3 separate regions of the Homo sapiens genome follow, and regions 1 and 2 are each linked to region 3. Evidence: chromatin contacts called from ENCODE Hi-C or POLR2A ChIA-PET data. All regions are on one chromosome and are shown on one strand. Each heading gives the region's core, a stretch centred on a gene start or an enhancer-like site at or near the end of the contact. The rest is flanking DNA. Distances are from core to core; before and after follow the strand shown.

The links. Hi-C counts contacts between places; a loop is a spot of excess contacts on that map. ChIA-PET counts read pairs that join two places held with the same protein, here RNA polymerase II (POLR2A). Pooled maps may share reads with other maps.
Region 1: a loop to region 3 is called in a map of B cell, with 25 times the contacts of the local background. The contact joins the promoter of EMX1 here to the promoter of CYP26B1 in region 3. A Hi-C loop is called at or near these places in 2 of 168 maps with a recorded cell type or tissue (B cell and naive thymus-derived CD4-positive, alpha-beta T cell), 13 of 37 single-sample maps with no recorded cell type and 12 of 50 pooled maps.
Region 2: a map of ascending aorta shows a loop between it and region 3 (2.7-fold over the local background). The contact joins the promoter of ZNF638 here to the promoter of CYP26B1 in region 3. A Hi-C loop is called at or near these places in 1 of 168 maps with a recorded cell type or tissue (ascending aorta) and 4 of 50 pooled maps. POLR2A ChIA-PET finds 5 or more read pairs at or near these places in 2 of 52 experiments (AG04449 and BJ).

What each region holds. Positions count from the first base shown.
Region 1 is chr2:72,915,485-72,919,524 of GRCh38, reverse strand. EMX1 (empty spiracles homeobox 1) reads right to left here and starts at 2,006. Exons shown (of 3, transcript NM_004097.3): 1 at 1,153-2,006. The coding sequence starts at 1,672. RefSeq lists silencers at 1,601-1,720, 1,791-2,210, 3,351-3,520 and enhancers at 2,025-2,641, 2,642-3,259.
Region 2 is chr2:71,329,536-71,333,795 of GRCh38, reverse strand. ZNF638 (zinc finger protein 638) reads right to left here and starts at 2,014. Exons shown (of 28, transcript NM_014497.5): 1 at 1,921-2,014. RefSeq lists enhancers at 1,048-1,733, 1,734-2,421 and a silencer at 2,005-2,214.
Region 3 is chr2:72,146,157-72,150,402 of GRCh38, reverse strand. It overlaps CYP26B1 (cytochrome P450 family 26 subfamily B member 1), which reads left to right and starts at 2,541. Exons shown (of 6, transcript NM_019885.4): 1 at 2,541-2,772. The coding sequence starts at 2,569. RefSeq lists enhancers at 2,652-3,153, 3,343-3,865.

The DNA.
Region 1 (4,040 bases), core at 757-3,256, 770 kb before region 3:
TAGACTACAGACCGTCACATTAGCTCCTGGAGCCGAAGCTCCAGCCATGTCCCTTTCATTTGTTTCTCTAAAAGCCGGGTTACCTAGCTCTGAGCCATAGACCCTTCTCACAAGGCTGTGGTCTGGTCTACACTAACAAAATAAAACTGGAAACTAAAGTGATGCCTGTACAAATCAAGGCCACTCTTTAAAATAAAATTTAAAAAAAAAGAAAAGAAAAAAACAAACTCCAACAAATTTCAAGGAAGAAAACGAACTCCAACAAATGCAACTCTCTTTTCTCCGGGAAAGACAAATAATTGAAACGTGTGTGTGTGTGTGTGTGTGTGTGTGTGTGTGTGTGTAGGGCCAGTGGAGGATCTTTATTAGCAAGCCGATTGCTGGATGCAAACTCCGGGGTTCGGACTGGCTACGACCTTAAAAGCCCTCTGCCCCCGCCCCCTGCCCGGGAAAACTGTCCTCGGTATTCCAGCAGCCGGGTGGGCTCCCTCCCGAAGGCGGCGAGCAACGGCGGAAGCCAGTTTGCTTACTGCAAACCTTCCCCACCTTGGGTAGGAGAGGCACGTGTGACTTGGAGAAGTCGGGCCAAGGTTGCCGAGAAACATCCCAAGACAGCCAGGCCCTCCACACTGAACATTAACTCTCCGATTCGCCCTCCCTGCTGCCCTTGCTTCCCCCAGAGCTGGGGCACGCGAATGGACTTTCCCCCGCCCGGACGCGCCAGCGAAGGCTGAGGTCTCGGAGGTGGTGGTGGACTTGCGAGAGAAGCGTGGTGCGAGGTTAAGCCGGGCGGAGGGAGAGCGGGAGGAGTTGTACTCTGGTCTGAGACTGGCTCAGCTGGGAGAGAGAATTGGGCAGGCTGTGGCGAGGGCCAGCACAGGCTCCGAGGACGCGCCTGGGCTTGCGTCCGAACTGGTATATTTTCTAGAAAAGCCTGGAGGTCTCCACCTGCTTTCCTGGGAGGGAGACCTACGCGGCGAAGGCGCGGGTGGATGCCGCACAGCTCTTCCCTGCCTGGGAATCTACCTCCGCGGACCTGCAGCCTTCCCGGCAGTAACTTCTAAACAGCCCCGCGCGCCCCCGAGCCTCCCCCGCATCGCCGCAGCACGGGCGCCGGCCGGCCGCCTCGGCGGGCACAGCGTGGACACTCACCCTGGAAGCGGTGGCCGAAGAAGCGGTTCCGCAGGACCCAGGGGTAGAAATGGAGAGGGTCCCGGTGCTGGGCGCCGAAGAAGGAGTGCGGGGGCTGCAGCGGGGAGGCGCCCAGCTGGTGCGCCGGATGCACGGTCAGCGCGGGGTGGTTCATGGCCTCGGGGAACACGAGCTCGGGCCCACCGTAGAGCGAGCGGCCCGCGCCCGCGGCGGCCGCGGCAGGGAAGCCACTCACGAAGGCCGCCTCGGCCGCGCTGGGGTGAGGGTAGTTGAGCGCCGTGGGCCGGAGCGGTTCCTCGGAGGCGGCCGCCGCCAGGAGATGGGAGCCCGCGCCCCCGCCGCCAGTGCCCCCGCCGGTGCCGCCGTCCTTGGCCACCAAGGACTCTATGGTAAAGCCGCGCTTGGCCGCGGGCTGGAACATGGTCGCAGCCGCGGGAGCTGTGCGAGGCAGCCGGGCTCTGGGGAGCGCTCCGCGTCCTGGCGCCGCCGCCTTGCGGGGTGTGCACCCAGCCAGGCACATGCACACCCGCCCGCACCCCTCACCTCCCCCGCCCGCCCGCTCGCGCTCGGCCCCCGCGGGCGAGCCAGGCGCGGAGCGGCGAGGGGTGTGTGAGCGAGCGACCGCGGGGTCCGGCCACAGCGTACGGCCAGGCGCGGCGGCTGCTGCGGCGGAGCGGGCAGCTCCAGGCGCCCGCACAGGCGCGGGCTCCGTGCTAGGCTGCGAGCTGCCAGTAAGGCCCGAGGGTTGAGCTCGTCTCCCTCCTTTCGGAGTCCCGCTGGGACCGACCCCAGCCCCCGGTGTCCCCGCACTGCCCTGCCCAGCCCCGGCCGCCCAGCGCTGCGAGGCGCGAGTTAGCGGGCACCTGCCCCGCGCTCGCCCATTGGCCGCCGCTCACCTGCCCCAAGGTGGGGGGCGGGGCGGGGCGGGGCGAGGGACGGCGGGTGGGGAGGGAGCCCGCAGTCGGAGGCAAAAGCCGGACTGGAGCCTTCGCGGGGAGATCCAGGCCTCCTCCTCCCCTCGCCACTGGCTTCTCCTCGCGACTCCGCCCTTTAGCTGAGTCTGGTGGCCGTGCCGCCGTCTCAACCCACGCGGGAGCCGAAGAAGGCGTCCGAAGGGCTTGGGGCTAAACTCCAACCCTCCCCTCCCCGGTGTGTAGCTCAGCCTAACTCTCCCATTCGTCCCGGGATGTCGTTTCAGTTCTCAGAGAACTTGGATCCGAGCGGAGGGTGGATGTTTGGGGTCCAACACATTGGTTTTCCCGAAAACCAGCTCTCTGCCCCCCTGCTCTCCGGGACTCTCCCACTCACCCACCATCGGCCTCCTGGGCCGCGGTCTGAAGCTGCGACCTTGTTCCTGAGGTTTCGCGTTTTCTGGATGTCACGGGGGACAGCTCTGGAAAGGGGACGCTCACTCCCTTCACAAGGGGCCAGGCGGGGCACTGCGCGGGAGAAGCCGCCGGAGCGGTCCCACTGCCACCCTCCAGCTGTTCGCGGGGCTGGAAGCAGCTCCAGTGCCCAGACACGGTGCCGCGACCGGCTTGGACCAGGACGGCGGGCCTCGGCACTGGGAGATCCACCCCCTCGCCTTCTCTGAGGCTCTGGGGGCTCAAGTGTCGGCGGGCCGGACCAGGTCAGGGCCTCGGAGACACTGTGGCTTAAATTGAAGCTGGCCAAGTAGCCCGAGCCCATCTCAAGAGAACACGCCAGCCGTCAGGACACGCAGAAGCAGCCTGACCTCCCTCGACCTTCACCTTCCACCCGCGACCGCGGAACCGCGGACGACTCTGCTCCGGCCAGTTTTTCCGTACGGCGGACGAATTCCCCGGGGGCAGTTCTCACGACAGGCTGTGAGAGCCGGGACTCCCCAAACTTTCCCACCCCACCTTCGAGGCCGCAGAAAGGCGCCGCTCCGAGGCCTAGGAGGGCGCGGGCGGCGGTGGGGAGGCTGGGACCTGGACCTTGCCGGCGCACTGCGGAGAGGGAGCCGCAGAGAGTTCCGCTTCCTCGCCGCTGCCGGGGTCCATTCTAGCGGCCTGAGCGCTGCCTGGGCGCGCAGATCTGGGTTGGGCCTCCTGACGCCCCAAGGCCACGGGGTCCGTGCGCCGCGCAACTCTGCGGGGACTCCAGGCCGGGTCTTGGCAGCGGCCCGCCTGAGCGCCGGGAGCCGTGGTTTGGAGAGCGCTCAGGGCGCCCCGGCCGCCACAAAGCGGGTTAAAGTCTATTTTCCACTCGACTGCTCCGAAAAGCCCCCGCGCGCCGACGCCGTTCCGGCCCCCTTGGGCGAGGTGGGGAGGGGCGGCCAGGGGTGGGGAGGCGAGGCGGCCGCACCCAGCACTCCTCCGCGTCCTGGGAACCCCGGGGCCTGGCACGGCTGAGACACCGCAGAGGCGCCTTCGGAAGGAATGATGGAATCCGTGGGGAGCGCGGGTTCTCGCTGGCCTCTCCGGAGATTTCCAGCTTTCTGTGATGGTCTTTTCCTCTCGTTTGTGTCTCAGGCTCTTTATTTTCCCCCTCTCCTGTCTCCCGGCTCCCCTACCTCCCGACTTTTCCTCCTCTGATTTCTTCCCCCTCCTCCTTTTCCCCACCCTCAGTCTGGGAAAAGTGGAAGCGCCGCCGAGGGGGGGACCAGGACCCGACCAGGCCGTATCTCTAAGGGGGCGGGGGTGCGGAGCTGGGCAGAGGTACAGAAGGAGATTTTCGTTCCATATGGAAGGAGACAACGACGGGATTTTGTTGGAACAAGGTTCCCACAGGGATGCGGGTTCAGTTGGGTAAACGTTGCCTGGGCCTGTGCTCTGCGGTGACAGAGCAAGTGCTGGGGGCTGAGACAAGACAGGAGCCCAGCAAGCTGAACCCGGCCCGAGGGCCTTGCGCTCCTAGCCTGGTAA
Region 2 (4,260 bases), core at 765-3,264, 820 kb after region 3:
AGGAAGTAATAATGTCACCATTTTAGAGATAAGGAAACAAAAGCTCAAGAAAGACTAAAATAATTTACCAAAGTCTCACACATACTGAGGAAAAGGGAGATGTGAATCCAGATCTTCCGACTGCAAAGCCTATTCTCTTTCCACTAAACTACTTGTCTCATTTTCTTCCACTTACATAAAAACAAAATTTCCGGAGATCACCTACTTAAGAGCACCCAAGAAAAACCCTAAGATAGTCAAGTACAAAGTGATGACTTTTTTAAACTACAGTACCTAAACCTTTTTAACCTAGAGTACCTGCCGTATACACCCTCCAAAACAAAATGCAAAAAAGGATTACAAAACAAATACAACCAATATACAATAAATATGTGACCATAAACACATTATGAAAACTAGTTAATAAAAACGAATAAGATTTTGTGATTTCTTCCAACTGTTATATTTACCCTTTCTTGGTTCCAAGACAAATAAATCCCCAAGGAAGGAATGGCCCAGCATATTTTAATGTATAACATGCTGGGACGCCCTGTAATTATTTAGAAGTACATATTACAGAATATGGAGTACAAAATAAAATATAAAATGCTGTCAAACTTTTTTAAAAGACAGCAACATAAGTCCACTAAGTCTCAAATGTCTAATCATTAACAAAATTTAAAGCTATTTGAATGTCATTTACATGTTTGTTTTTCTCCGAAAACTTCCTTAAATTCACCTTTTTTTGGTCAATCCTTTTCTCCAGGTTATCAATTTTTAATTGTAAATCTGAACCAGCAAGCACAACATCCCTGAAAAAATAATCCTTTACAACAAATGAGGGGAAAAAGCAGAAAATTTTTTGTGCAAAATTCCAGAGCTCGTTGGAAAAAGTACTTGAACATAAATCGCTGGATCCTGGTGACAAGTTTTTCATCGGGACTCCTTTAAACTACTACAATTTCTGGTCCTGGCCCCAAACTTCGCCTAAGGACAAATTTTAAGATTAAGAAAAATTAGCTTCAGGTAGCCTTCACTCTATAGCTCAATCCATGATTTTGTAATACTGAAGTATCCCTCATTAACAATTACCTCAAACAACAAAAGATCTATTTCAAACGTTCTCAAGGATTCCAGTCTGTGATATATACATTCCCCCTTCCTTTAAGAGAACGGGGCCCAAGCTAAGAATCACACAAAAACAATTCACTAACGTTCTGTTTTCACAATTCCTCTGAGAAATTTGGAAATACTGTTAGGTATCACAACCATTTATGAGTCCTCAGTCTCCCACAGAGGTGATATTTTCTTTGGTTTCATACCTGCACTACGCAGCACAGAACACCAGCCCGGAAAAGCCGCTGGATCCTAACATTCCCTCCTTCATCCCGACACCCCCTCCCCAACCCCAAACACAAACACGCTCTTCTCTCCACGCTTCTTGCACAATGTCGCTGGTCAGAGGGCTCGGCTCAAACTCCACCGCCTCTTCGGGCCCGACGGGAACGCTTCCTCCCTGCTCGGCATTCCCTCACCACCGCTTCCTCGGCTGTCAGGCCCAGCGCAGCCTCGGCAGGCCGGGCGCTGCTGGGGAAGGGGCCGCCTCGGCCTCGCCAAAGGGCTCTTCACGATCCTCGGCCCAGTGCAACGGCGTCAGGCAGCTCTTCTCGAGGCAGGGTCCTTCACGAGTACCCGGACGGGCCCTCCCGGGTAGCGAAGTGAATAAACGACGGAGCAGGGCAGCACAGCACAGCTTCCCTTCCCATCCCGGGGGTCCCCCAACCTCCTCCCGCCCCCGCCGTCTGCCCGCCGCCATTTTGTGCGGAGCCGCTGCGACACAGATACAATAGTCGGCCCGGATCTCACAGGAAGGGCTCAGGACCCCCACGATACCGGCCTCCGCCTTCCAACCCCCTACTCCCCACAGGGCAGCGGTCCTACCTATGCCTACCCGACTAACAGCTGGATCCCATCCGCGCCCCACACAGTTTAGCACTCAGCCTCCAGTCTCGACGCCGAAAACGCTACCGCCTCCAAAGAGCTGCACGCATGCGCGCCTCCCAGCTCCTGCGAGCCCTCGTAGGCTCCCGGCGCCTGCGTACCGCTGGCACCGCGCTCGCCCGAAGCCCGAGAAGAGCCGGGCGGAGCGGGCTCCCGGAAGGGGCGCTCCCGCGTGGTGGCGGCGAAGGCGTGCGGCAAAAAAAAAAAAAAACTCCAGCGCCGTCTTCACTCTTTTGCTGGTTCTGTGCCTGTCCTCTCCAAACCGCTCATCCTTTTAAGACCTATATTGTCTCACCTCCTTCATGAAGTCTTCCCTGATCATTTGTGCCTTCAATAATAACATTATATGGCCAGGCGCGGTGGTTCACGCCTGTAATCCCAGCACTTTGGGAGACCGAGGTGGGTGGATCATCTGAGGTCAGGAGTTCGAGACCAGCCCGGCCAACAGGGTGAAACCCCGTTACTAAAAACACAAAAAATAGCCGGTGGCGCGCGCCTGTAGTCCCAGCTACTAGGGGGTGCTGAGGCAGGTGAATTGCTTGAACCCGGGAGGCGGAGGTTGCAGTGAGGGAAGATTGCACCACTGCACTCCAGCCTGGGCAACAGAGTGAGACTCCATCTCAAATAATAATAACAACATTATATTATAACAGGTTATATTCGCGCCTAGCACGTTAATATAATGCTTTGTATGGTCAAGATTTTGCCTGCTTTTATCCTGTCACCTTGCACCTTTTGATCCCTATGGCAATGATGTGTGTCATAGCTACTCAAAACTGTAAAGTAGAATTCAACCAAAGCTATTCAGCTAAAACTTTAACACTCTGAAAATCCTTTTGTCATTTCACAATAAAAAGCCCTATCTGTGTGGTAGATATTTGTAATCTCCATTTTACCCATGGAAAACCTTGGGATGACAGACGTTAAAGAACTGTGTTATGCAATGTTTTATCTTCTCGAGGTGGCTGTACTACACCAATATGAAAACCCAGTCATTGTTCAAAATCTGGTAAAGCTACAAGCCCTGCCGTATGCATACCACACAAATCACACCACCCACCCTGAGTCTCACACATCGGTTTTACCTAGCACTCAAGCAAATGCATTTCTTTTATTCACATTAAAACAAGCATTTGAAAGACTAAAAAGAAAAGTCGTTTTAAAAAGATATCTTATCGGATTTTCATTTCAAACCAAAAATCCTGCTAGGGACAACAAATCAAAAACAACAAAGAAAAAGCCAACAAGCTCCCCCTAAACACCAAATAACCCATGTTAACATTTGATAAGTTTCCTTCCATACATTTCTTTATATTCATACAAACACATTATTTGCATGTAACAGGAAATGTTTTCTTTTTTCACACATTAGCTATTTGCTTTTCTGATTACTGACATTTCTCCAAGTAAACCATATAATCCTTTTTTAAATAATTGTATAATATTCATAGTATAGCTGCCTCAGCAATTATTCAGCCTGTTGTTGAACACTGAAGTTGTTTCCAGTCTTTTTGCTACTGCAAACACTGCTGTATACAAAGACTTACCAAATTATGCTTTAATTTCTAAAGGCTAGAATCATCATAGTGGGAATGCTAGATTAAATGTATATGTGTGTACATACATTTAATTTTAATAGGTGTTGTAGAAAAACTTCCCAAAAAGTTTCTACAAAGTGTCACTTCCACTAAATATGTAAGAAAATAGGCAGGGCAAGGTGGCTCATGCCTGTAATCCCAGCACTTTGGGAGGCTGAGGCAGGTGAATCACAAGGTTAGGAGTTCAAGACCAGCCTGACCAACATGGTGAAACCCAATCTCTACTAAAAATATAAAAATTAGCTGGCTGTGGTGGTGCACGCCTGTAATCCCAGCTACTCGGGAGGCTGAGGCAGGAGAATCACTTGAACCCAGGAGGCAGAGGTTGCAGTGAGCCGAGATCACGCCACTGCACTCCAGCCTGGGTGACAGAGTCAGACTCTGTCTCAAAAAAAAAAAAAAAAAAAAAGAAAATAACCATTTCCCTACAAACTCACTTCTTTCTCAAACCTGAAATACTTTAAATATCATTGGACTTACCTGTTCTTTAAAGTTTGAAATAATTCACCTTTGAAATATCTTGTTTGGTGCTTTTTCTGAGAGTTGTTCTTCTCTAATTTTCTCTTGATACTTTATGATATTTAGTTGGATAAGAATTTCTCTCTCTTCCACAATGAATTTGGTAATTTATATTTTGCTTGAAAAGCATCCATTTCATCTAGATTTTCAAACATTTCCCTAG
Region 3 (4,246 bases), core at 1,292-3,791:
TAGACGCTCACACACATTCTCGTCTCGTGAACTCTAAAGCAGAACTCGTACTGGGTGCAGGCAAGGTGTTAAAAGCGGAGTCTAGTATCGTTGACACACACACTACTCTAAACTAAAGATGGGATATCGACTCTGGCTCCGGGAGTGTGAGAGTGAACGCCAGAGCCAAGGGGGGCTGAGGGAAGCAGGATGCACGGGAGAGAGAGGGGCAGACATTAGCTAGACCAATGTCGGGGTTGCTGTACGCAGCTCCATGTTAACACAGGCTCGCAGGAGGAGAGGCCAGATGACAGATGCACGGATGCGCAGACACACTCATGGCTCTACAAAGAATACACAAACCCACAGACATACCACGTCGCTCCTCAGACGTCGGGCCGACGCAAGGCCACGCGCGCGAACACACAGGTGCGGCCCCGGGCCACACGCACACCGTACACAGGCACGCGCGCCGGGCCCTCTGCTGCCAGCGCTGAGAAGGTGGCCGTGCTCACCCAGCATGTTTATTTACTCATTTGTATCAATGAACGTTTGTGCCCGTCTTCTCCCGCCTCTGGGTACCGGGGCCGCCGCGTTTGTCCCCGCGCAGGACACTTGCCGGACCAGTATCGGGGTTCCCCGACGCTGCGGGCGGTGGAGGGGGACTACAAAAGCAGGGGAGGGGGGTCCCAATGTGCAGGAAAGGAGGGGCTGCAGAGTCAGCAGCCTGGGACGCTGACGGGGACAGGAGAACCTCCAGGTTCCGTAGGGTAAGAGACATATGGCGGGGGCGGACCTTAGCATCGGAGGTGTGAGGATATAGGGATCGGGAATGGGGGATCTGGCTTAGGGGGATTGGGACTGGTAACTCAGGGGTCCCTGGAGATAAGAGCCAGCGGGATCCCGGGGGTTGGAAGCTCGGGACCCTAAGGCACAGTTTCGAGGGCTTTGGGCGCCTGCCAGTCGAGGGGGCAGTCCGGCCAGGACCTCCGCTGCCGGGGCTTCGGCCCAGGAGGGACTGCTCGGAGCTGGAGGAGGGGACCGCTGACCTGGGAAGGAGGAAAAGAGGAAGGGAAGGAGCCTAGAAGCCAAGCAGGCACTAAGCGAGTGCGCACCGTGTGTGCGGAGGTGTGTGTGTTGTGTGTGTGCGCGTGTGTGTTGTGTGTGTGTGCGCGTAGGTGCGCGCGCGTGTGTCTCATCTCGTCCGTCTGTAGGCGCTGGGCTCAGCGAGACGCCGGCGAGAAAGAAGAGGAGGCGAGAGGTGAACTGAGTTTGATCCTGCGGCGGCTACAAGTGGGTCCCGGGCGGGCTGCGGGCGGCGGGCGGCGGGCGGCCGGGGCGGGGCGGGAGGCCGGGCTGCGCTCTCCAGCTCCGGCCGCGGGCCCGGCCTCTCACCACGCCTCCGGCTTTGTGAGCGCGCGGGTTGGGGCGGGGGGGTGCTGGCGGGGCGCCCACGGCGCAGCCTCCCGCCTCTATATAAACACACGCATCGCCTCGCTTTGGACTCAAATTCACATTGAGAGAAGCTTTTAAAACCACCAGCCCTGAAATCCTGCCTCCTGCTTTTCCCCCTCTTTCATTCCTTTTGCCTTCCTTTCTTTTTTCCCCATTTCTTCCCCCAGCAGCAACTCCAGAGCCGAGAGACCGCGTCCCGGGACGGACTGCCTTTTCTTAATTGATACAATAGCCCAGCTCGGGTTTTCCACCTCCTCCCCCAACCCCACCCCGCCTCACCCCTCCCGCCCGCTGCCGCCGCCGCCGCCGCCGCCGCCGCCGCCGCCGCCCCATCGCCCGCCCGGGGCTCTGTCGCCGGCTGCGTCCCGTCCCGGCCGCGGCCCGCCGGCTCCGCACCCGCGCTCGGGCCGCAGCGCCCGCCTCGCCGCCTCGCCCGCCGCTCCTGCCTCGGGGGTGCTGCGGCGGCTCTGGGGCTCGAGCGCGCCGCCCCGGGCAGCCCAGGGACTTTTAGGCTCCGGCCTCTCCACTCGCCTCAGCCAGGGAGCTTTCTCCCTCGCCCCCAAAGTTTCTGGGTTCGTTGGAATTTTTGGATTCAGGAATTTTTTCTTTTTTTCTTTTTTTCACCTAGGAATTTTGGGGCCATACTGCAATACTTTTGACAAATCGACCGCACTTTCTCTCTGCTAGCTCTCTGCCCCCTTCTTTTTTTCCGAGCAGGGGAAGGGGCTTACGAGAGAGAGGCTCCCTCTGGACAAAGTTTTCCAAAGTTTTCCGAGTGTGATGGTAGCGGGGAGAGCAAACCCACCAGCTTGACTCACGGCTTCATCTCACCACCCCTTGAGCAGCCCCTAAGCCCGCTATAAAGGAACAAACAAACAAACAAACAAACAAAGTTGCACCCCAGTCGCCTCGTGTTTCCTCTCTTCTTTTAGGCAATTTTTTTCCTCCCTCTCTCCGCTCCCCTCGCAGCCTCCACTCCCTTTCCCTTGGCCCCTTCCTCCTTCTCTGTTTCGGCTGGAGGTGCCAGGACCCCCGGCCGCAGCCTCCCCTCCCCCGCCGCTCCGGTCCCCTCCCGTCGGGCCCTCCCCTCCCCCGCCGCGGCCGGCACAGCCAATCCCCCGAGCGGCCGCCAACATGCTCTTTGAGGGCTTGGATCTGGTGTCGGCGCTGGCCACCCTCGCCGCGTGCCTGGTGTCCGTGACGCTGCTGCTGGCCGTGTCGCAGCAGCTGTGGCAGCTGCGCTGGGCCGCCACTCGCGACAAGAGCTGCAAGCTGCCCATCCCCAAGGGATCCATGGGCTTCCCGCTCATCGGAGAGACCGGCCACTGGCTGCTGCAGGTAAGGGCGCGCTCGCTCCGCTGCACTCCGGGGTCCGCTAGCTGCGAGCGCGGGGCAGACGGAGCGGCGGGCCGGCCAGGGGGCGCCGGGAGCCTGAAGGCACTGGTCCCCGCCCCGCCCCTTCCCTCCTCTCTGCCGCAGCAGCCCGGGCTTCCCCAGCCCGCCGGCAGCGCGGTTCCGGGACCACTGGCGCCCGCGGCGCAGGTTCAGGGGGCTGGTAAGAGGGGTTCCCGGACCTGAGGGGGCTCCCAAGATGGACTTGCCTGGGTCGCGGCTGGCCTGGCAGGGGGCGTGGAGCGCCCCGGGGGCGCCTAGCGAGGCGCGGTCCCGGGGGAGGGTCCGGTCCTGAGCCGCTTTCGCCTCCCCTCGGTGCTGCAAGCCCCCAGTCGCCCTCGGCTTTCTGGGGTTGGCTGTGTCGCTGGGAGCCGAAAATTGAGTCGGGAGAGGAGGGGGCTGGTGGCAGCTTGAATTGCCGATTTAAAACTGTGTTCCTGCGGCGCCGTCGGCAGCGCCAGGTACAGTGTCCCTGGTCCGCGGTCCGCGCGAGTGTGTCTGTTTTGTGGTGGAAGAGGAAGAAGGTAACCCAAGGAAAAATGAGAATCCAGGGCTCTAGGCTTTCGGGGAAAAGGGTCTATTTACTTATTGGGTGGGGACAGTTTGGCAGGAGAGGGAAACTTGGGAGAGGTGAGTGTGGGATCCATAGAGAGAGAGTGCGTGTGTGCTTGTTAGATGCCGCACAACCCCACTCTGCTGGTGATAACGGGGGTGAGGCGCGTCAGGGACCAGACCCAGGTAGGTAATGGGGAGATTAACCTGGAGTTCACCTCATCAAGTGCCAGACAATCGCTTTTGCAATGTGATACACACCGGTTTTCTTCTTGGGGTGGGGGAGCGGAGCGCCTCTGCAGTAACTGCGGGAGGTGTATTTGTGTGTACGCGCGTTTGTTCTGTTAGGGGAAGCAGGGATGTCCTGAAACTGACAATCCCCGCACTAGAGAGGTGAAGCGAAAGGTGAGCGCTGCGACCTGTGGGTTTACAGGTGCGAAAGCTTGGCTTGAAATTAACAGACGCGTGCAATCCGCGCGCTCGCGCACACACGCACTCACCCTGCCCCGGGACGAGTGACAGCGGAGCGGGGGCGGGGAGGGGGTTCGAAGTTCCTCTGCCCTGTGGTCTTTCCACGTCCCGGATTAGGCCCATCTCTTTTTGGGGTTGTTCGTGCAATGAGGTGGGGGTCCTTTCAACCAATGGATGTATCACCCCCCCACCCCCCGCAAAGAAATCCCCAGAGCCTTTCCCTCGCCACCACACTTAAAGTGTCAACTGCAGCGGTGCTCTAGGCTTTGGGCCGCGAATTTAGGAAATAAAATAACTTGGGCAACGGCTCCCGCCTTTTAGAGCCAGTCTGCTGAATCCACGGTCTGTCACCACCCACCCCCACTTCGTTTCCTGACCTCTCTGCCCCCCCTCAGGT